Linked DNA regions of Mus musculus: all the other regions are linked to region 3. The links are chromatin loops, found by intact Hi-C in ENCODE. Cell type or tissue: heart. All regions are shown on one strand. Each heading gives the region's core, and the rest is flanking DNA. Links, peaks and the distances in the headings are about the cores only. Region 1 has its middle 20 kb from the start of Gm39264. Region 2 holds the start of A330074K22Rik (RIKEN cDNA A330074K22 gene). Region 3 holds the start of Cibar2 (CBY1 interacting BAR domain containing 2).

The links. Hi-C counts contacts between places; a loop is a spot of excess contacts. Peaks named below come from ENCODE experiments on the same cell type or tissue, not always from the same donor. Only the 100,000 strongest peaks of a DNase experiment are listed, where the experiment ranks them.
Region 1: it touches region 3 in a loop (7-fold over the local background); 4 of 42 quality-filtered maps call a loop at or near these places.
Region 2: it touches region 3 in a loop (2.8-fold over the local background); 12 of 42 quality-filtered maps call a loop at or near these places.

What each region holds. Positions count from the first base shown.
Region 1 is chr8:120,359,970-120,369,679 of GRCm38, reverse strand. It overlaps a transcript of Gse1 not described here. Among named protein-coding and RNA genes, the nearest start is that of Gm39264, 20 kb to the right of the region's middle. In heart, for the core only: CTCF peaks have their summits at 5,091 (motif pointing left) and 6,026 (motif pointing right); DNase peaks (open chromatin) are centred at 4,243, 5,279 and 5,749; H3K27ac peaks cover 4,614 bases.
Region 2 is chr8:120,225,714-120,235,423 of GRCm38, reverse strand. A330074K22Rik (RIKEN cDNA A330074K22 gene) reads left to right here and starts at 7,194. Exons shown (of 3, transcript NR_110496.1): 1 at 7,194-7,499. It also overlaps a transcript of Gse1 not described here. In heart, for the core only: a CTCF peak has its summit at 4,608; DNase peaks (open chromatin) are centred at 2,333, 3,363, 4,523, 6,023 and 4 weaker places; H3K4me3 peaks cover 4,467 bases; H3K27ac peaks cover 2,770 bases; H3K27me3 peaks cover 2,073 bases.
Region 3 is chr8:120,173,397-120,183,106 of GRCm38, reverse strand. Cibar2 (CBY1 interacting BAR domain containing 2) reads left to right here and starts at 5,638. Exons shown (of 9, transcript NM_001033980.2): 1 at 5,638-5,793; 2 at 8,163-8,397. The coding sequence starts at 5,774. In heart, for the core only: a CTCF peak has its summit at 3,944; DNase peaks (open chromatin) are centred at 3,379, 3,866 and 5,716; H3K4me3 peaks cover 1,786 bases; H3K27ac peaks cover 2,507 bases; H3K27me3 peaks cover 1,404 bases.

The DNA of each region.
Region 1 (9,710 bases), core at 3,085-8,084, 190 kb before region 3:
TTTTTTTTGGGACAGCGATTCACCAGGTAGCCTAGGCTGGCCCGGAACTCACAGAGATTTGCTTGCCTCTGCCTCCCCAGACCTGGGACAAAAGATGCATGCCACCAAGTTTGGCTAGCCTTGAGTTTTAACTGGCACCTCTGTTTCCCCCAGGCTTTGCAGCAGCCAGAATCTAAACCTGAACCCTTGGGTTAGGAACCACGGTTAGGAGAGAAGGCAAACCCCCAGCCATGAGAGACCATGGGTACCATGGCTGACTACTCTGCATGCAACAACCAGAGAGACACAGATACCCCAGGTCTCCTGCCATCCATCTCCTCCCGACACCCCAGGTCCCTATATGGCTCCTAAAGGAGTGCCCTGTGGCCATTCCCACATCACCCCACCCCCACCCGGCAAACATTCCACAATCAGAGCGAGTAGAATTCCAGAGCCAAAAATCAAAAGATGGCCGGCAAGACAGGGTTCCTATGAGAGAGCTCTCCACTCCACAGACAGAGGGAGCAACTACTCACAGGCTGTTGCTGGGACACGTGTCCCAGCTTCCTCTGCTGCTCTGTCCCCGCCCACTCACCCCTCCCACCTCCTGTTCTCCACCCAGCAGGCCCTCCTCCCACACCCGAGGGCAGGGGCACCTGTGGCTTGCTTGGCAGGGCTGGGTGCCAGGGGTCATGGCACTTTCCCTCTGCTTCTGGGCTTGCCTCCAGCCTCAGCCCACTGTGGTGACAGCCTGCCTGCCGTGGCTCAGAGAACAGAGTCAGAACTGTGTTCTTATGTCCCCAGCCAGGACCACACGCCTTGGCAGGCAGGCAGGGACCAGAGCCCCAGCCCAAAGTGGCCCACACCACCCAGCCACAGACTCTGTCTGTAATCAAACCTACCATTAGGGAGATGAGAGGCAGTATCCAGCCTCCACCCTCACCCCAGTCCAACCCTAGTGGCCACCCCTAAACATGGTACAGAAGCCAAGGGCCAGGACAGCAGTAACTCAGGGGCTTGGGGTCCCCAGAGGTAGCCCCAAGTCGGCACCTGGAGAGTTTCCCAGGAAAGAAGATACGACCAACTGCAGGCAGTTCCTTGTAGGAAGGGCACATGGATTGTGAGTTGTGGGGTACACTTCACTATGATATGGGGTCACTGCTGCTAAGGCCAAAAGGAGACTCACAAGTGCCTAGAGTGGACACCATGGTGGGGAACTAGCCCACAAGGAAAACTGAGGTTTCTATCTCCTTTAGGGAGCCTCTATTTCTGCCTCTATCAAGAGGGGGTGATGGTGGAGCTGAGGCACCAAGAGGGACCTGATAAATGTCATTTCCCTCCTCTGGCTATGTTAGAAAGGGGACAGAGGAGCTGGAGAGATGGCTCAGTGGTTAAGAGCACTGACTGCTCTTCCAGAGGTCTTGAGTTCAATTCCCAGCAACTACATGGTGGCTCACAATCATCTGTAATGGGATCTGACGCCCTCTTCTGTTGTGTCTGAAGACAGCTATAATTGTACTCATATACATAAAATAAATAAATCTTTAAAAAGAGAGAGAGAGAGAGAAGGAGGGAGGAAGGGAGGGAGGGAGGAAGAGAAGAAGGGAGGAAGAGAAGAAGGGAGGAAGAGAGGGAGGGAGGAAGAGAGGGAGGGAGGAAGGCGGGAAGGGAGGGAGGGAGGGAAAGGAAGGGAAGGAGACAGAGGACTAGGCTAGGGCTGCCTTTTCAAGAGGGGGCCTTGTATGACAATTTGCTATCCTGATCTGTCCTGGGGGTGCTGGGACAAGAGACTTGTTTGGGGCTCCAGCTTCCAAGCTGGCTGGCCCCCTTTTGTCAAGATCTGGCCAAACACCGGCACACTCAAGCCTGGTCCTGCGTGGCCCATTCATGCCCATGTGACCCGGGTGAGGCTGGTGTTTACTCCAGCTGCCTGTCTTGACGCTTTGTAAAGAGCCAGGCTTCCTTCCCCTGGCTGGCTGTCTCTACCAGGTGAGGCTCAGGGGTGTCCTTCTTCCAAAGACAGTGCTGTCCCTGTGTTTCCTCTCACTCTTGAAAGGTGAGACAGAATCAGGGGAGCAGGGAAGGAGTTTATTAGGAGGTGGCCCTGAGACACAAGAGCCACTGGGTAAGAACAACAAAAGGACAACTTAGGAAGCTGGCAGCTAACAGACCTAAATCTGTCAGATGTCTCATTAGCCCCATCTACCCAGAACCAGCAGGGGGACTGCCAACTCTGTTAGGATGGAAAGAGGCCCAGAGAGGTCAAGAGGCCAGCCCAAGTCACACAGCTTTAAGTGGTAAACCCAGGCTGTACACCTAGGCTGGCAATAAGGAGTAGAGCTTTTCACCATGAGGCTCTGGGGGACAACGAGACCTTCATGGTCTTCTGGGCCCCACAAGGGAAGGCAAGGTGCCACTGCTATTGAGGTGACAATCTCATCAGAATCTCCTCTGTCCTCAATCCCCTGCCAAAGCCACCATCTCCATCAGACTCCCTGTGGCTTAGCAGAGTGGCCACCCAGCTAGCAGGACACACAGGTGAGGCGCTCACAGACCCACCATGCTGGCAAGCATCAGCATCTATTCACAGTTCTCACCTATAGCTTCTTCTGCCCACAGCACCTGGGTGCCTGGCGGCACGCCCAGCTCACACCAAGGAAGTTGGGCAAGTGCCCTTTGCCCCCGAGGCTTAAGGAAACATAGAATTCAGGGGTGCAGGAGGAGTCTGTGCACGGCAACCACTGAAAGGGCTAAACGGAGCTGGAGAGAGGCCACCCCTTGCCTATGAGAGGCCAGAGCTCAGCACCTTCCTTCTGTCTGAGGCAATCTAGGACCACACAAGCAATGGCCACCTAGAACCTGGGGACAGGCCCAGGAGCCAGCTAGGTTAGCCCAGGCAGGAGACCAGGTTAGCCCAGGCAGGAGGCCAGGGCAAAGGACAAAGCAGGCAGAGGGCAGTTGCACAAAGGAACAGCCAGTATCACAAGCTTTGCCCAGGTTCCAGTGCCCACATGTATGTCCTATAAGAACATAGAACTTTCCCCTGGAGTCCCCAAACATTGCTACTGGTGTCTCTGCCATTGCTGCCACCCCGCCCCAGTGAGACCCAATCCTCCTGACTACTCTCAGGGACTAGTCCCTTACTACCTCAGACAGCCCTGTAAGACATCGTGTGTCCCCTTCATTATCTGTAAACTGTACGTCTTACCAGGGAAAAGAAGGTCACACCTAGGACTGGCCCCTAGCCTGGGTTCCATGCAGCCTTCACTGATGATGCTGCCTGTGCTAAAGGAAATGTCAGATGTCACTTGTATCTGACATGGGACTGGGAGGACTAGAACCTCAGAGTCACCTGCATGGGACACCTGGGCCCTGAGCATGCCTCTGACCCTCTGGGGGCTCTGTAGCCCAGGCCCACACGGCTCCACTCTTGACCGCCGCTCCCATCCCTGCCTTTTACTTCTTGCTTCCTGACCAGAGGGTGGCCTGGAAATGGGTCAGCACTGGCTCTTCACCTAGGCTGTCCCAGGCTAGGTATGCTCTGGGAATGTAGGACTCAGTGGCCTCAGAGCTGGGAGCACACAGATGAGCCCGAGGGCAGGCTTGGTGCCGGGGTCAGCTCCGGGTCAGCCTCTGTTCCACAGTGCACAGGGTGTGGAGGCTCGTGCCTTGGGACAAGCTGTAGGAGGGGTTGGCTCAATATCCCACCACACCGTTCAGTCAGCTAGGCTGGATCTGGGACCCCAAAGTACTGCCTCTTGGGCCAACACTTATACCCCAAATGCATCTCAGTGTCCTTGAGCTAAGACACTGCCACCCTGAGTCAGGGCTCAGCCCTCTGTCACCCCCACATCCGTCTACAAGCCTTGATGTCTGGGCACCAGTCCCAAGACCCACACTCCTTCCTCTAAGCTGGTGCAGGCTTTCCCTGGGGCTCACTCTGGGCCCACTCACTCGTGGGCTCCTCTGGTCAATGAGAAGTGACTGGCCCAGCCTGGTCTGGCTGCCTGTGGGGACAATAGTGGACTCACTTATGGGAGGGGCGGAAGGACCCACCGGTGAGAGGCTCCCTTCTCTCTGCCTCTCCATCCACCTCTCTCAACCCTACTAAGCTCCTTTATGAGCTAGGTCCACACTCGGAGCTGCGTACAAGCTTCAGCCCAGCAAGGCAAGGCAGGCTTCCTCCTGCTCCCCAGCGTCCTGCCTGGCACTGCCACTATGGCTTCTGTGGGGACCAGGCCCTCGGAGGTGACAGCTATTTCCCTATAGTCCTGATTTCTCTGCCTCGTGTTCTCCTGGCAGGCTCAGCTGACCAAGACATTTTGTGCACAGAGGAGGAAGGCTATGCCCTAAGACACAGAGGGGTCACCCTGACAGCCCTCATTCCTGTAGGAATTTGGCACCACAAGGGGGGTCAACACAAAGGTCAAAGGTCAAAGAGACACAGTCAAGGCTGGGGTGCTGGGAAAGGATGTGCGTATGCGTGGGACACAGGGAGGAGGAGGAGGAGGCTCAGACGAGAAAGGAGAAGAGGCTCCACAAGAGGAGGCTCCACGGCACAGAAGGCCAGGCAAGTGGTGGGCTCTCAGAGGCTGAGGTGGGCTGTGGGTTTCAGAGCCTAGTCAGTGCTCTTTGCTTGGGGGTGGGGGTTGTAGATGCAAGGGACACAGGCCACTGGGAGGGAGGAGGGACAGGAGGCTCCAGCATTTCTGAGTCAAGGGTCTCGGGTCTCTCCCCAGAGAACTTCTTCTCTGCCCTATTCAGCTGGTAGGGTCTCCATTCTGAATTCCCTTCTCTCTAAAGTCCCCAGTCACATGGTGCTTCCCCTGTGGCTTGCTCTTCTTGGTGTCCATCTTGATGCATTTGGGGGAAAGAGAGCACTCCAGGTGCCCTCAGCTTTGGCAGTGTTTGGGGGTTCCAGGGGAAAGTTCTAGGCAGATCTATGTTCTGGATGCATTTGGAGGTGGGGACCAGGGTGATCTGCCTGCTGTCTCCAAGGTACCCAGGGGAGGGGAAGGGGCAGAACCTGGTTCCTGGGGCTAACCCCACCCACTCCAGGCTTCTGTTTCTGGCTCTGCTGGGTTGCGCCCCCTTCTGGGCCAGTGACAAACTACATCCACAGCTTCTGTCCGGGAGGGGCAGGAAACCATCCTGACCCCTGACCTGCTCAGCAAAGAGAGGGGAATTTGGGGGTCCAAATGCAGGCTGTCCTTACTCAGCAGCTTACAAGGCTGGCCCACCACACCCCTGAGTTCTGGAGTGACCCCACTGTCCTGCAACTGCCTGAATAGAGACACACTTCCTGTCCACTCCGCCCCTTTCACTGACACTAGGGACCCCGTACCAAAGACATAGTCAGCCCAGTCAGGCTGACTGGAACGGACCGCCAACCAGCAGGCTCTATGAGACACCACCTCCTCCTGCAGCTGTGAACAAAGAGCCACCTCACAGGGCAAAGTGGACCTCTTGTGGCTGTAGCTGGGACATTAAACCCTAGGCAGAAGGAGAGGTTAGATAAGCCAGTTGGGTGTGTTGGGGTCTCAGGGTTATTCCAGCTGGGGAGGGGTACAATGGGAGAGAAAGGAGAAACACGAGGAAGGGGCCACAGGCCAAGGACAGCTGAGGCTTTCAGAAGCTGGGGCAAGCGCGAGGCAGATCTTACACACTAAGGAGGAAGCAGCCTGTGAGGCCTTAGCCTGGAACCCAGCCGAGAGCTCTGACCTCTAACCTAAAAGGAAGAGGCACGTTTGGAGCCACTAAGTTCCAGGTGACATGTGACAGCAACCACAGGAAACCGGTGTGACGGGAAGAAGGCCGTTCCCAGACTCACACAAGTGTTTGCTCCCAGGAACATCCTCCAGGGCACAAGCTCAGCTGTGACCTTGAGTGCCCTTGGCCGAGCCATGACCAAGGCTGGGTCCTCTGTTTCCTAAAGGCATTGCTTCTTCTGGTTTTGTTTTGCTTGTAAGATTTGTTTGTTTTTATTTCTTAGGCGAGAGTGTTTTGCCTGTGTGGAAGTGCACCACCTTTGTGCAGTCCCTCTGAAAGCCAGGAGAGGGCGCCAGGTTCCCTGGGCTGGAGTGACTTGAGGCTGGACACTATCTAAATGTGGGTGCTGGGATTTGAACCCTGGCCCTTTGCAAGAAGAGCAGCCAGTGCCCTTCAACACTTGGCCATCTCTGCAGCTCTTCTTATAGCTCCCTCACCAGGTGTTTGAAATAAATTCACTCAACCCTCAGAGCTCCTGTACAAAACATGTGCTGACTGGACCATGCCCTGAGGAGAGAAGGAAGGCTCTAGAGTTGGATAAGAAGCCACTTGGATGCACATACCTGGGCTCTAATTTCCTCCATCCACTGCCGCACAGACCCCAGCTCCCATTCACCCAGTGAAAGCTTGCGAGTCCCCCACACCCCACCCCGCCCGCCTAGGCCAGCCAGCATCACACAGACACACACAGACACACACACACACACACACACACACACACACACGGAGGTAAGAGACCCACAAATTGGAAGGAACAACATTTCCAGATGGGAATGAAGCTGAAGAGAGAGGCTACAACCCCGTGAGCAACTACTAAAAGCTGAACGGAATAAGCCCCCGAGGACACAGGGAAAGTGTCACACATATGTGGCCTTCAGGAGGGTGGGCCAGGCTAGTTATAACATTGTCTCCCTAGGGCCCCATGACTCTTCACCCACAGGGCCCACAAAAGTCACTTCAGTGGCTCCGAGCATAGTCTTTGTGTGTGTTTACGTGCTTGTGTGGAGACTCAGGGAGGGGCAGGTACACACGTCTGTGTAGGTCAGACTCTGATGTCAGATGTCTTCAGTCGTTATCCTGTTTTTGAAGACAGGGACTCACTCACTGAGCTAGGCTGGGTGGCCCGCAAGCCTCAGGGGGTCATATCCTTTCTCCCCTTCTCCAATTCAGGGGTCACATGTGTGAGCCAACACACTCAGCTTCTTCATGAGCCCGCTCCAACCCAAGCCCTGAGCCCACTCCACTCCAACCCAAGCCCTGAGCCCACTCCAACCCAACCCCCTTAATCTATCTTTGTCATTGAAAATGTCTATCTCCAACCTCCTGGGGTAGAAGTTCCAGTTGGCGGTGGCACTTCTGGGTCACAGCACAGCAGGCACAGAAATCTCCCCTGATCACAAGCCATCAGGAAGACACTAGGTCTGAGCCAACCCTTGGGTTACCATTCCCCACTGCCCCACACTGAATACCCTTTCCTCTTTGTTTTATGAAAATTGAAACTGGTGGCAGGCCACACGGCCACACACCAGCCAAGGAAGTGTAGAAAAGACAGTACATCCCAGTGGGTGGGAGCCATCATACACGGAAGACAGATCTGCCAGGGATAAGGACATGGGCCTATGTCTCAGCACTAGGAGACTGCCGCAGCAGAGCCATGAGTTCAAGACCAGCTTGGACTTCGGCATGAGATACCCCACCCCCACCCCGCCCCTTACTGAAAACAACAAAACAATTTTTAAAGAGAGGAAGAGGGCACAGCAGGGAGCATCAGACATTGGTGCTAGGAACACTGACAAGATGGCAGCGTTTCCCAAAGTCCTCAGCCAGCACCAATGTGCTGATTGGAATGCAGGCCCAGCTGAGCATGGTGCTCCATGCCTGCTGTCTTAGCTCTCCAGAGACTAAGGCAGGAGGATGGAGAGTTCCAAGCTAACCTGGGCACCATGGGCAGACCCTCTGTCAGAATAAAATGTCCACTAAAACAGTAAGGGGAAAGGAGAAAGAGGGAGGGTCGGCTGGTCTCTGCCCGTGAGCCCCACTGTGCCCAGAGGGACTCCAGGCCTTCTCTCTCTGGGTAAAAGGCCTCTTTACTGCCTGTACCTTCAGAGGCCTCTAGACTTCCTGCCCTGACTTGCAAGCCATGTTTCCAGCATTATGAGATGTGCCCAAGAAGATAAAAATCACTGCGAGTGGGAGCCAGGCATTGGATCCCAGCTCCACTGGTAGCACCCAAGGGAGTGGAAGGTATAGTGAGGTGTATGGCAGGTGCCCGGGAGGTCCTACTGCAGAGGAGGGTACTGGGGGGGGGGGCGACGTGTAGGGAGCAGCATCCCTCTCTGCAACCCTGGAGCAGCTGTGGCTCCCCAACCATTGGCAGAACCTGTCTGTGCCTGGTGTCACCACGCTCAGCTCTCCACATGCCGCTATGGGCCGTCTGCCAGCTGAGTATCCTTCTCTGCCTTCCTGGTGACAGAGGCAGCCTCAGCCAGAGCCCATTATTCTGACAAAGAAGAGGAAAAGAGGCGGGATTGCTGGTGATAAGTAGAGCCCTCCTTCTGTGTGCTGGAGTCATGCTGTAGGTCAGACAAGGCCGCCTCTTGTCTTCTGGTCAGTGTGCTAGTTAAATTTTTGGTCAGCCTGATACAAGTTCCAGTTGTCTAGGAAGGGGAACTGAGATAGCTCCCTCCATCAGATGGCCCGTGGGCAAGTCTGTGGGGCATCTTCTTGATTGATGATTGATATGGAAGGGTCCAGCCCACTGTGGGCGGCACCACCCCTACGTAAGTGGTTCTGGATTCTCTAAGAAAGCCACGCGGAGCAAATCAGTAAACAGTGTCCCGCCACGGCCTCTCCTTCACATCCTGCCTTCAGGTTCCAGTCTTGGCTTCCTTCAATGGATTGTTACTGGATCTGTAAGCCCCCAGCCCCATCTCAAGGGTTTTATCACAGGGATAGAAAGCTTAACTAAGGCAGGTCAGGCAGCATCCTTGTGCCACAGATGAGGAAACCAAAGCATGAGACGACATCCGGCTTATACCAGAAGCTCAGTAGAGCCAGGTCTTAGTCCAACAAGCCCAGATCCACGCGTGTGAAAATGCTCATATCCTGGCTGCACAGCACGCAGCTTATTTAACACATGACAGGAAGAAAAGGGGGGATGGGGTGGGAAGGGCAGTTGGAAGGAGCATCCCTACTAGACACAGCCCCAGCACCCAGAAACCCTCTCCATGGCTGCAGCTCAGCCCAAGGAACCTGTTTCTCAGAACCTGTGATCTCAGGAGATGCCCCTGAACCCAGAGTCACTCCCACCCCTCAGGGACAAAAAAGATACAGGGCCAGTCTTGAGTTAGGAAGATGGCACAAAGAAGGCCTGGAACAGTGCTGTTCTCAGAGGGCTCTGGGAAGAAGGTGGGAGATAGGAAGACAGACAGACAGACAAATAAGCAGCAGAAGCAGGGAGAAGCTCTGAGGAACCTCAGACCCTGCCTGCACCTGGAAGGTATGGAGGGGGCCAGGCAAGGAGTGTCCCCCACAAGGGCCAATTAATGAGTGTCCCCACAAGGGCCAGGCAAGGAGTAAATTTCACAGGGTCCTAACAATGAATGTCCCCACATAGGCCTGACAAAGGTGTCCCCAAGGAAGCCAGGCGCTGGCTACAAAGTGCTGCAAGGCCAGATCCCATTCCCTGCTGCAGAGCAGCTCAGGGCCTGAGGACAGTGGGAGTCCTGGGGTAGCCTCAGAGCCAGGAAATGGGGCCTTAGTAGCCTAGGCAGGACATAGGCTCAAGGCTCCTTGTCACTGTGATCCAACACCTGACAAAGGCTGCTTATATGCAGGGAAGGGTTTCCTCGGGGGGGGGGGGGGGGGACTTGGTGGGAAGAGCAGCTGGCAGCAGGCAGGAGGAGTCACATAGCATCTGCAGTCAGGAAGCAGAGAGGAGAGTGGCCGCTTGGTGCAGAGAC
Region 2 (9,710 bases), core at 1,542-6,541, 53 kb before region 3:
GGGTCAGATGGTAAGCATACACAATGGACCCTCCAGGAATGGCCTCCTTTAGAGCTGGAGGACAGAGGGGACAGAGGGCAGGACAGGTTAGAAAGTGGGACAGACTCTGAAGCAGAAGTGCAGGCCCAATGCATACCCTGAAGGAACTGGCTGAGTGACCATGTGCTTCTCCACCGTCTGACCAGAACACAGATATGAGGGGCAAAGGAACTGAACTCTCAGGATGCTGACTCCACCACAGCCTTGAAGACGTGACCCGAGTTACCACCAAGAGGTCTGCCAGAGACTCTCCCAGCAGCTCGAACCTTGCCAGGGCAAGGTCCCAAGAGAGCTGGGCAGACATGAGGCCTGCAGCCTAGCAAACTCGTCTGGCCTGCAGCCTTGCCCCCTTCTCCACCCTGCTTCCAGGGAAGGCTCTGGTTTTTAAGACCTTGTGTCTTCGCTTCCTCTTTCCCAGTAGGCTCCGATCTCCTCCAGGTTTAGCACAAGGCATCTGGAAAATTTATTCTTCTGAGCAGAAGGCTCCCACACCGGCAAGGAAACACAGCCATCCCCTTGCGGCAGGGATGGGAGAGGGTTCAGAGAGGCCCACAGCCCAGCTGCCCAGCTGCTTCCAGAAAGAAGGTGCCAGCGCTGTCTGGCGCCTTCAAGAAAGATCCTAAGCTGGTATCCTGAGGGCCCGAGGCAAACGGTGGTGGCCAGAGCCTCCCTGCAGAGCGGGAAGCTGGTGATGGCGGCGTGCCAAGAAGCGGGGGACAGATGTGCAGCTACCCCGACAGAGAGCTCTGTAGACCTGCAATGTGCCCAGATGGGAAGCACAGTGGTTAACTAGGCTTGGGTGCTCAGCCACATGACACTTGGCAACAGGCTGAAGTACAGCAGGTACCAAACTGCAGGCTCCACTAGTCAGTGTCGCCCCGGTCCCTGGGAGAGGACAGGGCGGTCTCAGGGGTGCCACCTTTCCACAGACTGGAGCGGAAGATGAGAGGCAGCCAAAGGCAACATCTGGCCGTGTGGGGTGGGGAGAGGCTAACTCCTTTATCGGCCACGGAGGAAAAAAAAAAGGAGGGGAGGGGGCGACAGAGATAGCAGGATCTCCTTCAAGGAGGCTTCCTGGGTCTCTGTCCCTGAGAAGTGCAAATGACTGGATGGGGTCAGATGGTAAGCATACACAATGGACCCTCCAGGAATGGCCTCCTTTAGAGCTGGAGGACAGAGGGGACAGAGGGCAGGACAGGTTAGAAAGTGGGACAGACTCCGAAGCAAGCAGAAGTGCAGGCCCAATGCTTACCCTGCAGGAACTGGCTGAGTGACCATGGTGAGTTACTTAACCTCTCTGGGCTCCCTTCTCACCCAGGACAGTATGGAGGGGAGGGGGGTGTATACCCTCCACAGGAATATTTAAAAGATATGGTAACCATGGATACAGGGATCGTAGCAGTGGTAGCAGCCTAAGAGTCGGCTCCTGATGAGACTGTCCCCAAACTCTCAACCTGGCCACCCTACCACCTGCTCTGACAGGACTGAATGGAGGCAGAGGCAGCGTTCACAGCGACAGACAGCAAGCAACAAGGCATGCCCAGAAGGGGCAGCCACAGTCCCAGTCAGCCATCGAAAGGCAGCACCATCACTCAGCTGTGGGAATCAAGGCTTGGGGAGGTCAAGGGTCAGACCCAAGGTCACACAGTCTGCTCTGCAAAGATTCAGGCCAGGTCCATCGGAAGGCAAACCTGGAGTCTCTCCACAGTTCCCATGGGATGCAAGTAGGGATGTCAGTTTGGGAAAGGGCAAACTGCAGCCCTCTCTGGTCCAACCTAGCCACTACCTAAGCTTTGCGGCAACCGGGGTGGCATGGCCTTCAGGTCCTCTGCCAGCATCCCAGCTGGAGGATGTTCGGTACCATCTCCCTCCCTTCCTTTCCTCTGTCTCCTTACACAAGTCCTTTTTCAGAGGTTTTCCAGTTGATTCACTCAAGGGAGCACCTACCAGGGTTCCAAAATTCCAGGAGTTTCTACAATATGACATGTCTCCCACCAAGCATCCCCTCTTAGCCCTTGCAAGGCCCTTCTGCTTCCCAGCTAAGCCCTCAGACAGCCAGCATCTGAAAGAAAAGCTCAGGGGCTAAGGGGAGGGAGAGGGAGGGGAGCCGGCCTGGGGACAAGGGAGAGGCTGTGCCTACCTACGTCTCCGCTCCTGACAACCCAGGAGCCTGGCCCTCTGCACAGCTCCCACATGTCTCTGCACTGCACCCAGGCTGGCTGACGGCCTCGCGGCTCCCGGTGCTGCGGGAAACAGCCCTTTGGACCTTCTGTGCCTGTCCCTCCCCAGGGATGCTGCAGGCTGTGCCTGCCACCGGATCCCAGCATCTGGAACAGTGCCTGCCTCGGAGCAGGCTCTCTATAAATATTTGTGGGATAAATGGGAAGAACGGGAGCCCAGAGGAAGGGCAGAGGGCAGAGGGCTCCGTCCCGGCATCCCTGGACCCTGGGAGCTGAATGATCTTCTTCTTCCCTACACGGCCATAGTGGAGTCTGAGACATGCCTGCCACCCCCGACTGCAGCACAGGCCTGCCCTGGTCTTATCATCTCTGAGGGCTGCAGACACATCCCTCTCCCAACCATACCTCCATTCAAGCTGTCCTCCAGCACAGAGACCAAGATCTTCCTCCCTACAAAGGCTCCCAGATCTGGTACTTTCTGTCTGCTCTTCCCATCCCCAGGGCTGCAGGGATTCTCTGTACTTTTCTGCTACTTAACCAGGTTCCAATGAGACTCAGGCAAACCAACGGCTGGAGCTGAGCCCAAAGGGGCAGAGGATGCCCTGAACTCCAGACTGGAACCCTTAGCCACCTGCTGCTGGCTGGGAGAGAGGCAGAAGTCTGGGGATTTACCCGAGTCTCAGTGTGGGAGTAAGAAGGTCCACAGGACAGGTGAGGGCCAAGGACAGGACAGAAATTGGTTGAATGCTCAGCTCAGCCCCGTGGGTGAACACAGGAGTGGGGGAAGGGGCCCGCTGATGGCTCTCACTTCCCACCCCTGCTGGCCTGGGACCTGAGCTTCTTTTGATTACTGAGGTCAAATTGGCACAAGGTAGACACTCTGCTGTGAAAACTCCACGCCCCCAGGGAGCATCCACCACCCACACAGCGCTGTAGCATACCTCCAGCATGCACCTGGCCCCAGGGGCTGTAGCCTTACATGATGTGCCTTCTGCCCTGACGGAGGGGCATCGGGAGCAGCTTCAATGCAGTGAGCTTGGCCAGGGACATTCAAATGTCCCCTGATTCACTTAATTATCAGAATGTCCCTACAAACCATGTGGCCTGTAGTCCTACTTCTCAGCCAAGAGAACTGAGCCCAGCCAGGATAAGAACTTGTTGGCAGACAGCTCTGCTGTGAAGACGACAGCAGTGGCAGGCAGGGACCAGGCCTGGCTTGCCCCAGAGCCAAGCTCTTCTGACACACTTCAGGCCTTGCAGAGCTGTCCCTTCCAAGACCCAGCAACAACCTCAGCATAGACTGCCACACACCTGTGGCTAAGGGAAGGCTGGGTGTCCCACGCCAAAAGCAGGTGAATCTCTGCTTATAGGGGGAGGGGTGTTGGGGGTTGCCTTCAAAACCTTAAAGGTACCTCCAGTCCAAAGCCAACTCTAGGGACGAAGGATAAGGGCAGTATGTGAGGCAGGGGGACTGTGAGCCAGGAGAAGGGTACCCAGGCACATCAGAGGCTGCTTCATAAGTTAGCCTTCCTGTGCTCAGGCATCACACATGTGTGCATGTACACACACACATGTGAGTGTGCAAAATTGCAAGACCTAGATAGACACTACACACAAACCACCATTCCTGAGCGGGTCCCACCTATCCACCTTTGTGTCTCTGTCTGCAAGACCCTGGCCTATCACTACCACATAGGCCTCTGCCCAGTACAGGACAGGACAGGACAGTCTGGGAGGAATTAGGATCCCAGCCCAAGGGCAGAACAGTGAGTACAAACCAGATGCCTGCCTGTCACTCCCCTTCCCCAGGGCCACCTGGCCAGCTCCTACCCTGGTTCTTACAAAGCTGGGTCCCAATGTCCCAGGGTCTAGACTACCTCCTACCAGGCAGACAGCTGCATCTTGAGAACAGGCCTCAGGCCTCTGCCCAACTCCAAGCAGCTGACTCGCAAAGAAGAGACCCTTTCCACTGCAAAGGTTGTCTAGGCCACTGTCCCGAGTCCCATGCGCCTGTGTCCCATGCCTACGCGTCTGGAATCTGTGGCCATCTGCTTCATAAAGCCACCGGGAAGACTCAAACGAAAGGCACTTGGGTGAGAATCTTGGGAAGGAGGAGGAGGCGGCCAGGAGCTAGTGAGAGGAACTCGCGACGGGGACCTCCGGGTGACCTGTGTGGCTGCACTAATTACCAATGTTATCGGGCATCCGACAGCCTTGCCCTGAACTTCCTCCATTTGATAGATGGGCAGCAAACACGCCCAGTGTCAGCCCCATGCCTGCTGATTCCAACAGCAGCTATTCAACCACTCCTGCCCCCAGATCCTCCAACCTCCTGCCCCATGCCTCCAAGGTCAGCCAAGCTCACAAACCAAAGAAAACGCCTCCTGCTGGGACAGACCATGCTGAACCAATACCACCACCGAGGAACAGAAGACATCTCTCTTTTGACAACACTGATGCTCCAGGAGATGAAAGCCACTACTTACCTTTGTTACTCCTGCCGTTGGGGAGCTCCAGCCAATGGGTCCCTGGCTGGCAACCCCTTGGCCTGCACAAACCAGGGTCCCGCATTCCACACAGGCACCGATGATCAGCTGCCGGCCATCATCCACCAACAGGCTGTGGCTGGCTCTCAGGGTATACAGGAACAAGGGGAGCCTGGCCACTCTCACTGACTTCAGCCCCAGACACCGTTTCTTCTCTTGCTGACAGAAGAAGCACACGAATGTGTCCACTTGGTACTGCCTCGACCAGGCGCTGACCGGCTGGTGAGCGGCTCTGGCTTCGTGCTGCAGCCACTGACCCAGCAGGTCATGATAGCAGAGCACACAGGTTGCCACCAGGCCCGTGGAGTCTGCAGGCCTGGCCCGTGGGGCGGGCGGATAGACGGTGAGGAAGGGAAAAAAGGGTTCCTTCTCGCCCAGGTGGCTGGCGGGGTTCATGCTGAGTTGGAACTCCTTGCCCGGCCCCAGCTCAGCCCCGCAGATGTAGCAGACCGCAGGCGGGCCTCCCTGCGCAGAAGCGGGCAGTTCGCTCAGGGTAGGGTCCGAGGCAGAGAAGGCTTGGTGGTACCTGCCCAGGAAGCCTTGCACAGAGCTGATGAGCTCACGGTTGTGCGATGCCCGGTACAGGGCCCAGACGTCCTCCAAGACGCTGAAGCACTTGGGGCAGCTGCGAACCTCGCAGCGCTTGTTGGGGGGCCGAGCGTTGGGTGGGCAGGGCAGGAGGCTAAGGAAGGGGAAGTGCATGGAGCCCCCAGAGTTGCCGTTGACAAGGCGGGAGGGCACAGCCCGGGCATCCCGTGTACAGTCCTCCCCACAGAGGTAGCAGGCTTCCCGCAGTAGCCCCGCGGTGGGGGCGGGAACCTCTTCCCTAGGGAGTCTCCGGGCCTTGGAGGCCATGCCGGGGGCGTGGCTGTTCAGGGGCACCACGTAGAGCCGCTGCAAGACCGGCACGTTGGCTAGCTCAAAGCTCTGCCACTGGTGTGTGAGGGACGAGAAGCAGCAGGGACACACGAGGGTGCTGCCCGCCTCAGTGATGGGCTGGGCGCCGGGCGGGGGGCTATGTAGCCACAGGAAGGGGAAGAAGGGCGCCTGGGCGGGAGTCTCCTGCTTCTGCACGTGGATCTGCTGCTGCGAGGCCGGTGACAGCGCCGAGCCACAGACGTAGCAACAGCGGGCCTGGCTGTCCGCGGGTATCCGGGGAGGCCGCTCCAGCCCTTCGTCCCCGAGGCTCCCGGCGACGTCGTTGCCCTCGGGGGTGCTACTGCGCTCTGGGGGCGCCGCGGGCCGGCTGGAGGCGGCGCCGTCCGTGCCGTCGGGCGCAGCGGGGCCGGGCCAGGGTTCCTGGATGCCCCTCAGCACGCTGGCTCGCGGCTCCGGAGCCCAGTGCGCCCCTGGCCCCGTGCGCCGGCGCCGGGCTCCGGACTTGCTGGAGTCGTGCGCATCCTCGGGCTCAGGCTCCGGCTCCGGCTCGGGCTCGGGCTCGGGCTCGGGCTCCGGTTCGGGCAGCGCGTCGGCGTCCGACAGCTCCGACAGCTCCGAGTCGCGCGCGTCCTCGGTGTTCCACTCGCGGGCCCCGCGCCGGCCAGCCGCGCTCGCGTCGCACTGATGCGGCCTCTTGAGCCAGTACACGCGCTTGTCCACGGGCGTGCGCGCGCGCTCGAAGGCGGCCCACTGCTCGGCCAGGAAGCAGCGGCACACGGCGCACACCAGCACGCAGCCATCGGTCGCGCTCAGCCCGCGCGCGCCGGGCGCCGGCTCCTGCTGCTGCAGGAACGGGAAGAAGGGCTGCGCGGGGCCCGCCGGCCTCACCGGCAGCTTCAGCTCCTTGCCGCGCGCGATGCCGCCGCCGCAGATGAAGCACGACAGGGCCGCGCCCGCCGCTGCCATGAGCCGCTGCTTACGGGAGAGCGGCGCCGCCCGGCCGCTCATGGCCCGGCCGCCGCGTCCGCCTCCGCGCGCCCCGCGGCTGCCGCTGCTCGGGCCGCGCGCACCGAGGCCCCGCGCCCAACTCGCAAAGTTTGGCGCGCGGCGGCGCGCACGCGGCCCGGGGCGCACCGAGGGTCTCCGCGGCGGTGCCCGGGGCTGCCGAGTCCCGGCGGGTGGCGGCGCGGGCCCAGGCGGCGCCGGAGAGCGCGCCCGGAACGCGGCGGTGGCGACGGTGGCGACGGGCCCCGGGCGGCTGCGGCGGCCGCATGTGCGAGCTCCGGCGCCGGCCCGAGCGTCGGGTCATTTAATTGGGGAGGAGGGAGGCGGGGCGGCGCGGGGCGGAGGGCGCGGGAGGGAGGCGGAGGCGGAGAAGCCTTCCCTCGCGCCGCCCTGCTGCCCGCCTCTTCCCAGGCTCCTCCTCCCCTGACTCGGACTCCTCCTTCTCCTAATCCTCCTCTCCCTCCTCTCCTCCCCTACCTCCTCCTCCTCCTTCTAATCCTCCTCCTCTTCTTACCTCTCTCCGCCCCTCCTCCTCTGACTCATCCTCTCCTCTCGATTCCTCCTCCCCTGACCTCTTCTCTTCCCCAACCCCCTCCTCCACCCCCTCCTCCTCTCTCCCCACCCTCTCCTACCCCCTCACCCCCCTGTGTCCCAAACTATGGCACAATAGGCCCCAGCTCCTCTGTCTATTCTGTGTCCAGCAGGAGCCCGCGGTGATTCATTGCTCCAATTAGGGGCTCTGCAGCCCGTGGCTCGGGCTGTCTGAAGGGTCTCCTTTGGGACCCACGAAACCCATCAGCCGCTGCCGCTGATCTTTAAGAAAAGGTCAAGCCGGACGCGCTAGTGCCAGGTGAGGACGATGGGTGTCTAGGGAGGCTTGGGAAGGGTAACCCCCCTCCAAGATCTGGGGAGGTCCTGGCCCTTCAGCAGCCCAGGGTTGGGGGTCACCTTTCTAAGCCCAGTGCCCTAGTTTTGAAGACAGAGGAAAGAGGAGTTGTCTCCTGCATCACCCTGGAGACAAAGTCCTCCCAGCCTATCTCCCCTCTCCCCCTCCCTCTGACTGGACAGGGCCCACCAGATCACCCTAGGGGTAGAGGTAAGAAGGGTACTGTGTGTCCTGGGACTAAGGACTCAACCTCTCTGTGCCCTTTTCCTTCTTGTTAAAGTGTTCCTGCTGAGACCACAGATATCCAGGACTTAGTGTATTGTATGCAGATACATTGTAGTTATTTAATGCAGAGACAAACCCTTTGCAGGCCAAGTTCAGAGCTGTTACATGCCTCTTAGTTACTTCCCCACAAGAAGCAAGTGTGGGATGCCCCTCATTTTATGACTCAAGAGGCCAGGCAGGATTCAGACCCAGGCAGCAGGGTTCTGCTAGGAGTATGTGGCCTCCCCAGGCAGACATCTGGCCCCTGTCACCCAGAAGCTGCTGGAGACTGTCCTTGGCGCCTCCTAGGCACACAGGCACACACATGTATGACACACACACACACAGATGGTGCCCTTTGGCTCAGGCTGGGTCACTAAGCAATCGTCTCCCATCTGTAAAAGGAGCCCTCAAAGCTTCAAAACTGTGAGCAGTTACTTTCCAGAAGCTTCCAGCTGTCTACCCTGCCAGCTGGAGATGGTGCCTGAACCCCAAAGGCAGGAGCCCCACCACCACCACTGCCACCACTTGGTGAGCTGACATGTAAATAAGGCTGCTCCCCCCCCCCTCCAAATGAGCAGGAGGAAGGGCCTCTTGGGAATCCCTAACATTCCAGAGCTCCAGAATCAACTGGGGTGGGGTGTCAACATGGCAGAGGATGGGACTCTGTCCCTTCCCTGGCCCAAAAAAGTGCTGGCTCAGCAAATTGTCTCGCAGACCAGGGCGGGGAGGCATCCCCTGGCTGCTGGCGTGGTTCATACCTTGTTAGAGGAGAGGCTGATGAAAGGACCCTGTCTGTTCTTACTCAGGAAGGGCCTGGGTGTCTCACTCCATAGGAAGGAGCCTGGGAAAGCTGTTCCTACCTAAGCTCACCCAGGTCTCCCTCAGCCTGGCCCAGCTGCCCATCTTCAGAGCCCTTAAGTCTCTCTCAGCCTTAGGATCTCAGCTGGGGCTGCCGTTTTCCCTCCATGTCTGTTCATCGTCCATTTTCTTTCTTATTTCCTTTGCCCTCTTCTGCCTCCTGCACCCTTTTGTCTCCCAAGAGCCAATCCTCCTAAGTCCATCCTGCACACAGCATAGCCAAGACTGGCTTCATACCTAAGTCCAAAGCCCTAAACCCCATCCTGCCAGCTGTGTGTACCTAAGGCAGAGGCAGACCTCATAACTCTACAAACCTCAGTCTCCTGCTATGTGCAATGGGCACAAGCTTCCTCCATGGTAGTCCAAATGAAAGCAAGAGATGCCTGGCACAGGAGGCTGATATGACAGGAGACTATGTATGTGCATGTTAGCAAGTGTGTGTGTTGATACATACATACATGTGCTGTGTATATACACATGTATGTACTGGTGTTTGTGTAAACAAGTGTAGGCATACATGCGTGTTTTACATTTGTTTGTGTGTACTAATGCATAGATACATACACATGCATATGTATTTGAATATGCAACTCCAGACATCCATATATGTATGGTGCACACATGTGTTTATGTGTTATACAGACATGTATTTGTGTTTACAGGCAGGCATGTGTGTGTGTGTGTACTCTGCAGGCACGTGAATGTATGTGCATGTATGCACATATTTGTGTGTGTGCCTCTGTGTGTGAAGTGGGCGGGAGGAGTGGGTTGTGTTTCTCTCAGCGGCTGAATGACTCAGGAAATCCCCTGGCACAAATCAGAGGAGGAAGAAGACAGGTGACGCTGCTGAGTCATATGGGGGTGGGTGACATGGTGGCAGAGCCACAGCACAGCCAGACATACCAGACTGACATCATAGCAACATTGACTAGCTAGCTCTGTGACCTGAGGGGTGGGGGAAGAGGGCGGTGGGGTGCTTCTGAGCTCTCTGGGCCCCTTTCTTTTCATCAGGAAAGCGGAGCTAACAAAAGGGTACATTCTTTAGGGCTG
Region 3 (9,710 bases), core at 1,986-6,985:
ATACATACATACTTAGATACATAGATAGACACAAAGATAGATATATAGATAGATAGATAGATAGATACATACATACATACATACATACTTAGATACATAGATAGACACAAAGATAGATAGATAGATAGATAGATAGATAGATAGATAGATAGATACATACATACATACATACATACATACATACTTAGATACATAGAGCAGGATACTCAGTGCCTTCCTCTGGCTTCTGTTTGCACATGCACACAGATACACAACACATAAACACACAAACAAACAGAGCATCAGTTGCATCTATAACTGTCATGGGATGGTGAGCACAGAGGTCATTGGAGGCCTGAAGACAGCTGGGCCTGGGGCGCTGGCCTGAGAGCCCAGCACTAGGGAAGCTGAGGCAGGAGGATTTTGAGTTTTAGGCTAGTCTGGGCTATAGAGTATTTGAGACCAGTCCTACACAGTGCCCGGGGAAAGGCAGGCACACAGGTGCCCTGCATGTTGCTGTTCCAGGCTGAGGGCAGGGCTCTGCTCAACAGCAACGCACTGAAAGAAGAAGGGGGAAGCTTCCCAATGCGTCATCGCGTCAGCCACAGCTGCCCCTCACTGCTTGAAGAGCTAAAGACCCTTTGCTATCTGACATTCCAATACCACACCAAGTCCTATAGCCAGGGACATTTCTAAGCTCTGACAATCAGTTATTAGCCTGCTGTCCGGGCTCCATCCTCTGAGATAAAAATTGGCCCTGGGATACACAGAGTAAGGTCAGGACGCTGGTGTGCTGTGGTGGCTGTGGCCCTGGTCCCAGGTCCTAGGTGTCATTGAACCTAGCAGGGTGAATTGCTCCCCTAGTGGACTAGCCAACCCAGCCAGTGAGGAAGAGACCCAGCCACAGGGCATTTGCAGTTCAAAGGATAAACATGTCTAAAGCCACAGGATGGGAGATGTTCCCTGTGTAGCCAGGCCTCAGGGAGGTCACACTTTGTTCCCTCAGAACAGGTGGCTTGGACAGTAGCCTCTGCAGCAGCCACCTGAGTCAGTGGACCTTGTCTTGGGCACTGTCCCACGTTTCCTGCCCAAGCTGGCTACACTCCAGCTCCAGCTTTGGGACACAGGGAGAGGGATCAAAGATGCCACCATGCAGTGTCATGGACAGAGCAGGGGCTGTCCCCAGGCCTATCTGAGTGCCGTGCACTGTCCATTTCTCTGAGGGAAGAGTGGCATCTGATCAGTCCCATTTCACAGATGACAAAACTGAGGCCCATAGACAGTGCTGGCCACAGTCTCCAGTTGTGAGGCAATAGATCTGGAATTTAATTTTTTAAATTACATTTATTCATTGTATGTGTGTTGGGTTGCATACACACCACAGAAGATAACTTGTGGGAGTTGGTTCTCTCCTTCCATATTGGTTAGGGCTACAGATCAGAGCTCAGGTCACTGTGCTTGGCTGCAAGCTCCTCTGTCCACTGAGCCATCTCATTAGCTCCAGAGCTGGGATTAAGACCAAGCAGTTTGGCTGTGAGGTCCTCAAGTGAGCAGGTGGCAACTGAGCTCCAGGATAGACTCGGAGGTTGCCATGTATCCTTGTGAGCTTCAGCCTTGACCTCGTGGATGCTCTGTCATCCCAGAACTATGGTGGCTTGCTTGCCCAATAGTTATGGCCAGCTTTCAGCTACACCCTGGGTAGAGGCTTTCCCCTGCTCAGTTCTGGGACTCACAGAAGGGTGCTGATTTTGTGTGGTACCAAGTGGGGCCCCTGTTTGTTTCGCCACTGGACAATGACAGAACCCCAGGCTTCTGTGTGTCCCATGAGAGCGAGTTCTACTTCTGAGCCACGGGTCATATTTACACATTGCACACAGCCTGTCGTTGTATATTTAAAGGTGAGAAGATCAGAGGTTCCAGGTCATCCTTAGCTACATAGTGAGGTCGAGATCAGCCTGGCAAACCTGAGAAAGCCCCACAGTCACCACCCCCTGCCAGCAGGGGAGAGCCACGGGGCCAACCTGGACCAAGCAAGAGCCTGGCGTGCTTCCATGCAGCACTTGGAAACTGAGGCAAGAGGATCTCAGGCTCCAGGGTCAGCCTGGGCTACAGAGGAAGACCCTGTCTAACACATACCAGCACCAGGGAAGACACTGTGAGCTCACACAGTAGGGCCTCCTGTGTGGGAAGTTCTGTATATCCCACCTCTTTCCTGCCCTGCCCCTGGCTGTGGAGGAATGCCCCGACACTGGGCAGTGTATACAGTCGTGGCTCTGGCCCTCTGACCTCATTCTGAGAAATTGGTCTCAGCATATGATCAGGGAGTTGCCATGGAGACCTTCCCCCTTTATGGCGCCTCTGGAGAAAGATTGAAGCCAGTGTAACTGTTTGGAGCATCTTGCCTGCTGGCCTCTCCTCCTGCTTTCCCAGACAGAATGTTCTCGGAGGGAACACAGTGCCACGTGTCTGTTGTTCTTTCACAGACATGGCCCAAGTGCCTGGTGATTGATGGCTGTGCACACAGTAGGCACTTAGTTTATATTCCTCCAGTGACAGATCACATCCGAGCATATGGTCTGGGATGGACCAGTATTCAGCCGTCATTCACAAGGATCCAGATGGCAAGTGTGTACATCACACAGCCTGGTGTCTCTCTGTCTCTCTGTCTCTCTGCCTCTCTCTCATATATATATATATTTTTTATATATATATAAAAAATGTATACAGCATCCTGCCTGTCTCTATGCCAGAAGAGGGCACCAGATCTCATTACAGATGGTTGTGAGCCACCATGTGGTTGCTGAGAATTGAACTCAGGAACTCTGGAAGAGCAGACAGTGCTCTTAACCACTGAGCCATCTCTCCAGTCCAGCCTGGTTTCTCTTGACCTGTCTATTTAAATCCTTCTTAATAGGAGGTGAGTGTGACAGCAAGATCACCTGACAGAGGGCAAGAGGTCATGTAGCAGGCACAATATGCAGGCTTTAGGAATCTGTGGATCAGTAAAAAGATGGTGGTAGGGGAGGTGACCTCTTATAACCCGTATCTCCAGGGCCAGCTCCCAGACCATTGCTCCTACTCCAGAGCCTCACAGAGCTTCCCAGAGAGGGACAGTGACTGCCCAGGTCACACAGCACACCCAAGGCCAAAGCCTAACTGAGAGGCACTTGAGCCCTCAGGTTCTGCTCAGAGTCGTCCTGGGTTTTCTGCTTGTGGACCACGGCTGGGAGTTGGCATTGGGTTTTCAACTTGAGTTTTCCCCCTCTTTTTTCCTAGTTGTTTAAGAACGTAGCTGCCAGAGACTGCCTCACAGATACCACAGGGACCCAGGAGCAAGAGGGGGACACCTGGACTGCCATGTGACATGCCCCCGGGACTGGAGGGAAAACTTCCTACAGATATGACAGGATCCCATGTAACACACATGACTGTGAGCATGGCGAATGCCAGATGGTAGCTGGGCTCCTTTCTTGGGTGGGGAGTGACCAGGATGTGTGTCCTTGCCTTCCTGAGATATAAGCTGGGCCTCATGCTATGTGTACCTGACCCACATGGCTCAGCAAGATGTGCATCTATTGTGAGAAGGGAGAGAGAGTGACAGACAGACAGACAGACAGACAGACAGACAGACAGACAGTGACAGAGAGAGAGACAGAGGGAGACAGAGAGAGGCAGAGACAGACACAGATAAAGACAGAGAAACAAGGAGAAACACGGAGACACAGAGAAAGACAGGAAAGGGACTACAGAGAACCAGACAAGGACAGAGAATATGCGCCCTCCAGTGGCCACCCTGGACAATGCGGGTTGGTGACTCTCCAGTCGGCCAACCTCCACTCTGACCCCCATGTCTTAGTTCTGCATAGCCCGAGACAGTTTTCATTTTTTCAAATTCATAAGGTTTCCAAGGATTCCAAGAGAGCCAATGACGAGACCTCGCACAGTCTGTCCTCCACACCTATGCCATACCTGTGTCTCCAGTCTCCTGTGTCCCCTCTGCAATCCCGCCACCCTAAGCAGGAGGACTGGAGTGTGGTCTCTGTCGCCCTCTGGTGGTCACAGGCTATAGTACAGGGCAGACAGGGACGAAGCTGATTAACTGGAATAGCTGGGGTCTGGAGGAAACCGATTCCTTAAGATAGAGAAGACCCCAGACAGACTGAGGCAGGGATGTAGTCGTCCACCACTGGCTATCAGAGGTGGGATTCAGTCACCTCTGCATTCCAGAAGCTGGCCATATTCTTGGGGCATTGGCATCCCTCACCCACAGACAGAAAAGCCACAGTCCGTCAATGGGTACAGGAGGCGGATTCTCTGCAGATTGGAACAGCAGCCTCTGAATGAGCCCCATCTCCCATGCCGGAGTGACTCATCTGCTCAGCCTGTCTGCTGAGACCCCGTTTCCAGTAAGGCGATGCTCTGAGACCCAGGGTGGACATGTACTTTGGGGAGACACTTTTCAATTCAGCTAACACCTCAGAAGGGAGGGATTACGGACCAGGAGACACAGAGCATCATTCAGAGAGAAAAATCACAGGACTGGCACAGCCCCGGTAGGAGTTCAGGGCCATGGCTGCCCCTAAACAGAGGGCACAGTACCGTAAAGGACACACAGAGATTTGTGTTGTCTGGGGAAACCTGTCCCTGCCCCCCAAAAGGGGAGCATAACACATGTGCCACAGAGACCCAGCACTCAGGTGTGCTCTGAGGGCTCGCTGGACAGGGGACCCGGCTCCCAGTGCCCAGCCCACCTATCTCCTCATCCCTGCCGCAGGGGCTCCAGTTCCTATTGGGCGATTGTCTAGGAGACTAGAGAGACCAGGGCTTTGCTTTCAGGCCACACAGCAGAGCTGAGGCGTGGGGTTTGAATCTGAAGCAGCTGACCGTAATGTTTCTGCCTTACTAAGTGTTTAAAACAAATCCCAGCATGATGGAGCTGGGACGCACACAAAAAAACGACCCAGTGTGACAGGCGTCCCGTGGAACTATCAATATCTTGCCTTGGGTTCTCTGCCTCCACCACCAGGCCTGCTTTGCACCTTAAGTGAAAAGGGGAGTGGGGCGGGGCGAGTGGGGCGGGGCGGGGCGGGCGGGGCGGGGCGGGGGCTGTGACCCGCAGACCTCTCAACGTGTTAGTGCTCTGACGCTGGAGTCACCTTCCCCAAGTCTAACAGTGGGAGTCGCATACTCTGGGAAGCCCAGGACTGCCTGATTCGCTAGGCACTCCTCTGAGCTGCTGCCTGTCCCCCCGCACCCCCCCCCCCCGCACTCCTTTGGTTCACCTTCTCCGCTTCCCTTTACCGTCTACTCCCCCCACCCTCAGTGACACTGGCTCCCACGCCCCGCCCACCGGGCCTTCTGCCTTGAGGGTGGAGGAGACTCTACACAGCAGGGTCCAGGGTGAAGTCCCAGGCAAGCTCCCTTCGGGGATCTCCCTGTCCGTTCCTGGTGGTTACAAGCACTTTGAACCCCCAAGAACACCATATTCAAAGGCATGTGGAGGTTCTGTGTCCCACTTCCAATTCATTTCAGAGAGTGGTTAAGCCCCAAGGCAAAGCTGGCCCTCCTCACCCCGCAGGGGAGGCCCTGGTTGCCCAGCAACCAGCTGGGCTCCTCCCAGGGCTTGCCTGGGGATGGCCCGTTGCCTGGCAACCAGGCAGCAGAGTCCCTTGAGCTTAGCCAGACCACACAGCTGGGCCCAGTACTAGCTGCCTTCTCTCTGACTAGGGGACCCCTGGGGCCCTGTCCTTATCCTCCCCAAGATCCTGGCAGCAGGTGCCTCTCTCTGTCCACAATGAACGTCGTCCTCTCCAGGTGAGCAGCCTGCGCTGCTGGGAGGGGTATGCAGGTGGGATCCTCACGTTCTGCCACATCGGGGAGGAGGGCAGGTGAGCCCCCTGCCATCCCTTCTCAAAGTGGAGGGAGGGCTTGAAGCATAGAGGTTACCAGAATGCGATCTGTCGGCCTCACCTGTGCTGCGTGAAGAGCAAGTGTAGCCACTCTCTGGTCTGTTCCCTGCTTTTGCTTGCCCCCTAGGAACCCCTCCAAAAACCCAGGCCCCAGACCTTGACACTGCTCCCTCTAATGGCCCCAGACTCCCTGTCACCTGCCCTCCCTGATTGCCTTTGAGTCTCCCTAGGACTCAGACTTCCAGTGTCCTGGATGCACCCAGAATGCTCTTTAAAAGCTGGCTTCCAGCCTTACCCACGGGGCCTGCTTGCCTGTCTAACTGTGTATGAGTGACAGCCATCCTGGAGTCTGGCCTGCTGTATGCCCTTGGGCGGGATGCTTTGCATCTCTGGGCTTTTGTTTACTTGATTAAAAAAAAAATGTCAATAGCAACCTCTTCTAGGGAAGTGTGAGCGGAGCATTTGCAAACTACAAAGTTGAAGCTCATTAGCAGGCGTGAGACAGTGCTCCTTATGGGGTCTGCCAAGTGGCCACCACTAGAGGCCACAAGAGGGGCTTGGGTTCTAGAGAAGGGAGGGCAGCAAGGGACAGGAAAGACCTGGGGCTGAGGGGAGGGGACTGTGACAGGACGCCTCAGGAGCCTCCTGTACCCTTATGAAGACTGAGCACACAGGTTGTCACTAACGCTGGCTGTGGGCAGGATGCGGGGTGTGGGAGGCGGCATGAGCCCTGGAGGTGTGTCAGAGAAGGCAAGCGTGTGGCATGCGGTGGTCAGTGGTCTGCAAAGAGCTCTGTGGAGGAGCCCAGGGCTGGTGGGAGGGAGAAGGGACCAGGCAGAGGAGTAAGGGTGATAGAGAGCCCAAGTACTCCGCAGGGAGCTTGATGGGGTCGGATGGCATCGTGTAGCATCCAGTGACAGCCATCACAGCTGTCCACAACTCCCTATCAGAGCATCCTTGGTACCAAATGGACTGCAAGATGCAAGACACTGGGAAGGGAGTATAAATTAAGTATAAATTTAATTATGAGTATAAATTAATTATGTATGTGTGTGTCTCTAACACTGTGCACACTGTGCAGAGGACAGAGGAAGACACTGGGTGTCCCCTCGATTGCTCTTGCTTATTTATTGAGACAGGATCTCTCACTGAATCAGGAGCTGGGCTGGCAGATAAAAACTCAGGCATCCTTCTGTCTCAGAGCCCCACAATGCTGGAGTTACAGGTGTATGTGGGGGCCACTCCTGACCTTTTGTCTTGTTTAAGATTGTGTGTGTGTGTGTGTGTGTGTGTGTGTGTGTGTGTGTGTGTGTATTTTGCATTGTTTTGTTTTTTGAGGCAGGGTTTCTTTATGTAGTCCTTAGCTGTCCTAGAACTCTCTGTGTAGACCAGGCTGGTCTCAAAATCCCAGAGATCAGCCTGTCTCTGCCTCACCAGTGCTGGGATTCAAGGCATGCCTGACCACACCCAGTTCATGTTTTTAGATTATCAGTAATGCACTTAGGTATATACAGAGGTGGATTTGTGCACAGGAGTACAAGTGTCCGAGGAGGACATATTGCTCTGAGCTGCAGCTACAGGTGGTTGTGAGTCTGAGAACTGAATTTGGGTGTTTCTACAAAAACAATAGACAGGCTTAACCACTGAGTCATCTCTTCAGCTCCTCCCCCCATTTAACACAGGGGCTGGGGATCTGAACTCCGGTCTCCATGCTTGTGTGGTGTCCGTCTCCCCCCTCCCCCCAGCTGTTTCTCCAGACCCTTGAACTATCTGTCAGCCTCAAATAGATTCCCAAAGGGCCATTCATTTAACCCAAAAGCTTCTAAGAAGGGAGAAAGAGGAACTAACAGGAAAAGGCCCATGGGTGTGGAGGGGGCTGGAGGAGAGGCTTCTGTGGCTGGTACAGTGGAGTGCACGAGACTGTGGGGGTGCTGCAGCCCTTCACAGGTCCCAGGGAACAAAGGGCCCACCTGATCTATCAACTCTTGCTCAACCACGGGGCACCGGCAGGTCTTGTCTTCTGCCTCACTGGGCTCACGATATTCCTCAGAACTGCCCAAGGACCAGGTGCTTGGATGGATTCAAGGCATGCCTGACCACACCCAGTTCACGTTTTTAGATTATCAGTAATGCACTTAGGTATATACAGAGGTGGATTTGTGCACAGGAGTACAAGTGTCAAGTGCTTGCCCACTGGAGAGGTGGGTATGGTGGTTCCAGTGAGCGTGGACTTTCTGCACTTAGCGCTATCCCCCCACCCCCACCCCCACCCAGGGACAGCCAGGTGAGGGCCATGGAGAACACGGTGACAAATGCTGAGAGGTATTTCGGTCAGTTCTGCTCACTGCTGGCCTCCTACACACGCAAGACGGCCCGACTTCGTGACAAGGCTGACCAGCTGGTGAAGCAGCTGATAGACTTTGCCAACACGGAGAACCCTGAGCTGCGGGCCACCATTCGAGACTTCGCCGAGGACCTTGCCAAAGTGCAGGATTATCGGCAGGCAGAGGTGATCATAGCTCTGGGCGGGAGGGCGAGCAGGGGACATCCCCTCCCCTCGTGGTCATGCTGGTGACAGGGTAGAGAGCTAGAGGGCTTCGTGGGGTTGAGTGAGGGCTGCTGGAGTCAAGGGGACCTGGAAGCCCCTATTGGGAGTCCCATGAGGGCCATAGATTCCTGTGCAGTCCAGAGGATAAAGGAGATGGCGGTGGAGCGATCAATGTCTTTTTGGAAACACCCTGTATGACTGGCAGAGATGAATGCACAGGTCTCCTATGGCCAAGCACTACAGAGGGATACACATGGCACAGGTTGTGTGACAGACAGATCCTGCTACACCCACACATAGCCAGGATGTGTGAGCTCTTGGGACAGGGTGACTGTCCCTGAAAGAGACAGCTAAGCTTCTCCCACGGTGCATGGTGAATGGAGATGTCACATGATCACCTGGGTGGCTTCCTCTGCTCGCTGTCCTTTTCGTAGGGACAAGATCAGTCTGTAGCACAGTCTGGCCTGGATCTCAAGGCCAGCCCCCTGCCTCAGCCTCCTGGGTGCCAGAATTTCGAGTATGAGGCACCCTTTCTTGGTCTAACCAGTGGAAAAATTGAAGCTTCCAGCTCCGTGTTGGGCAGTTGAGCACCACCCAGCATCTTTACCTAGCATCCTCCCCCTCAGCACCCCCAACTCAGCATCCCCACCCAGCACCTCCACCTCAGCACCCCCACCTCAGCATCCCCACCTCAGCATCCCCACCTCAGCATCCCCACCTCAGCACCCCCACCTCAGCATCCCCACCTCAGCATCCCCACCTCAGCATCCCCACCTCAGCATCCCCACCTCAGCATCTCCACCTCAGCATCCCCACCTCAGCATCCCCACCTCAGCATCTCCACCTCAGCATCCCCACCTCAGCACCCCTACCTCAGCATCCCCACCTCAGCATCCCCACCTCAGCACCTCCACCTCAGCATCCCCACCTCAGCACCCCCACCTCAGCATCCCCACCTCAGCATCCCCACCTCAGCATCCCCACCTCAGCATCCCCCCCAGCATCCCCACCTCAGCATCCCCACCTCAGCATCCCCACCTCAGCATCCCCACCTCAGCATCCCCACCTCAGCATCCCCACCTCAGCACCTCCACCTCAGCATCCCTACCCAGCATCTCCACTCAGCCTCAGGGCCTGACTTCTACCCCGCCTTCCATGCTGAGAACTGGCCCTGAGCCTGAGAAAGAGCTTATGCAGCCACCAAGAAGGACATTCTGTTCTAAAACTTTTAGAACATTAAAGGGACAACAGAAGGAATTGCTACTGAGTTTTCT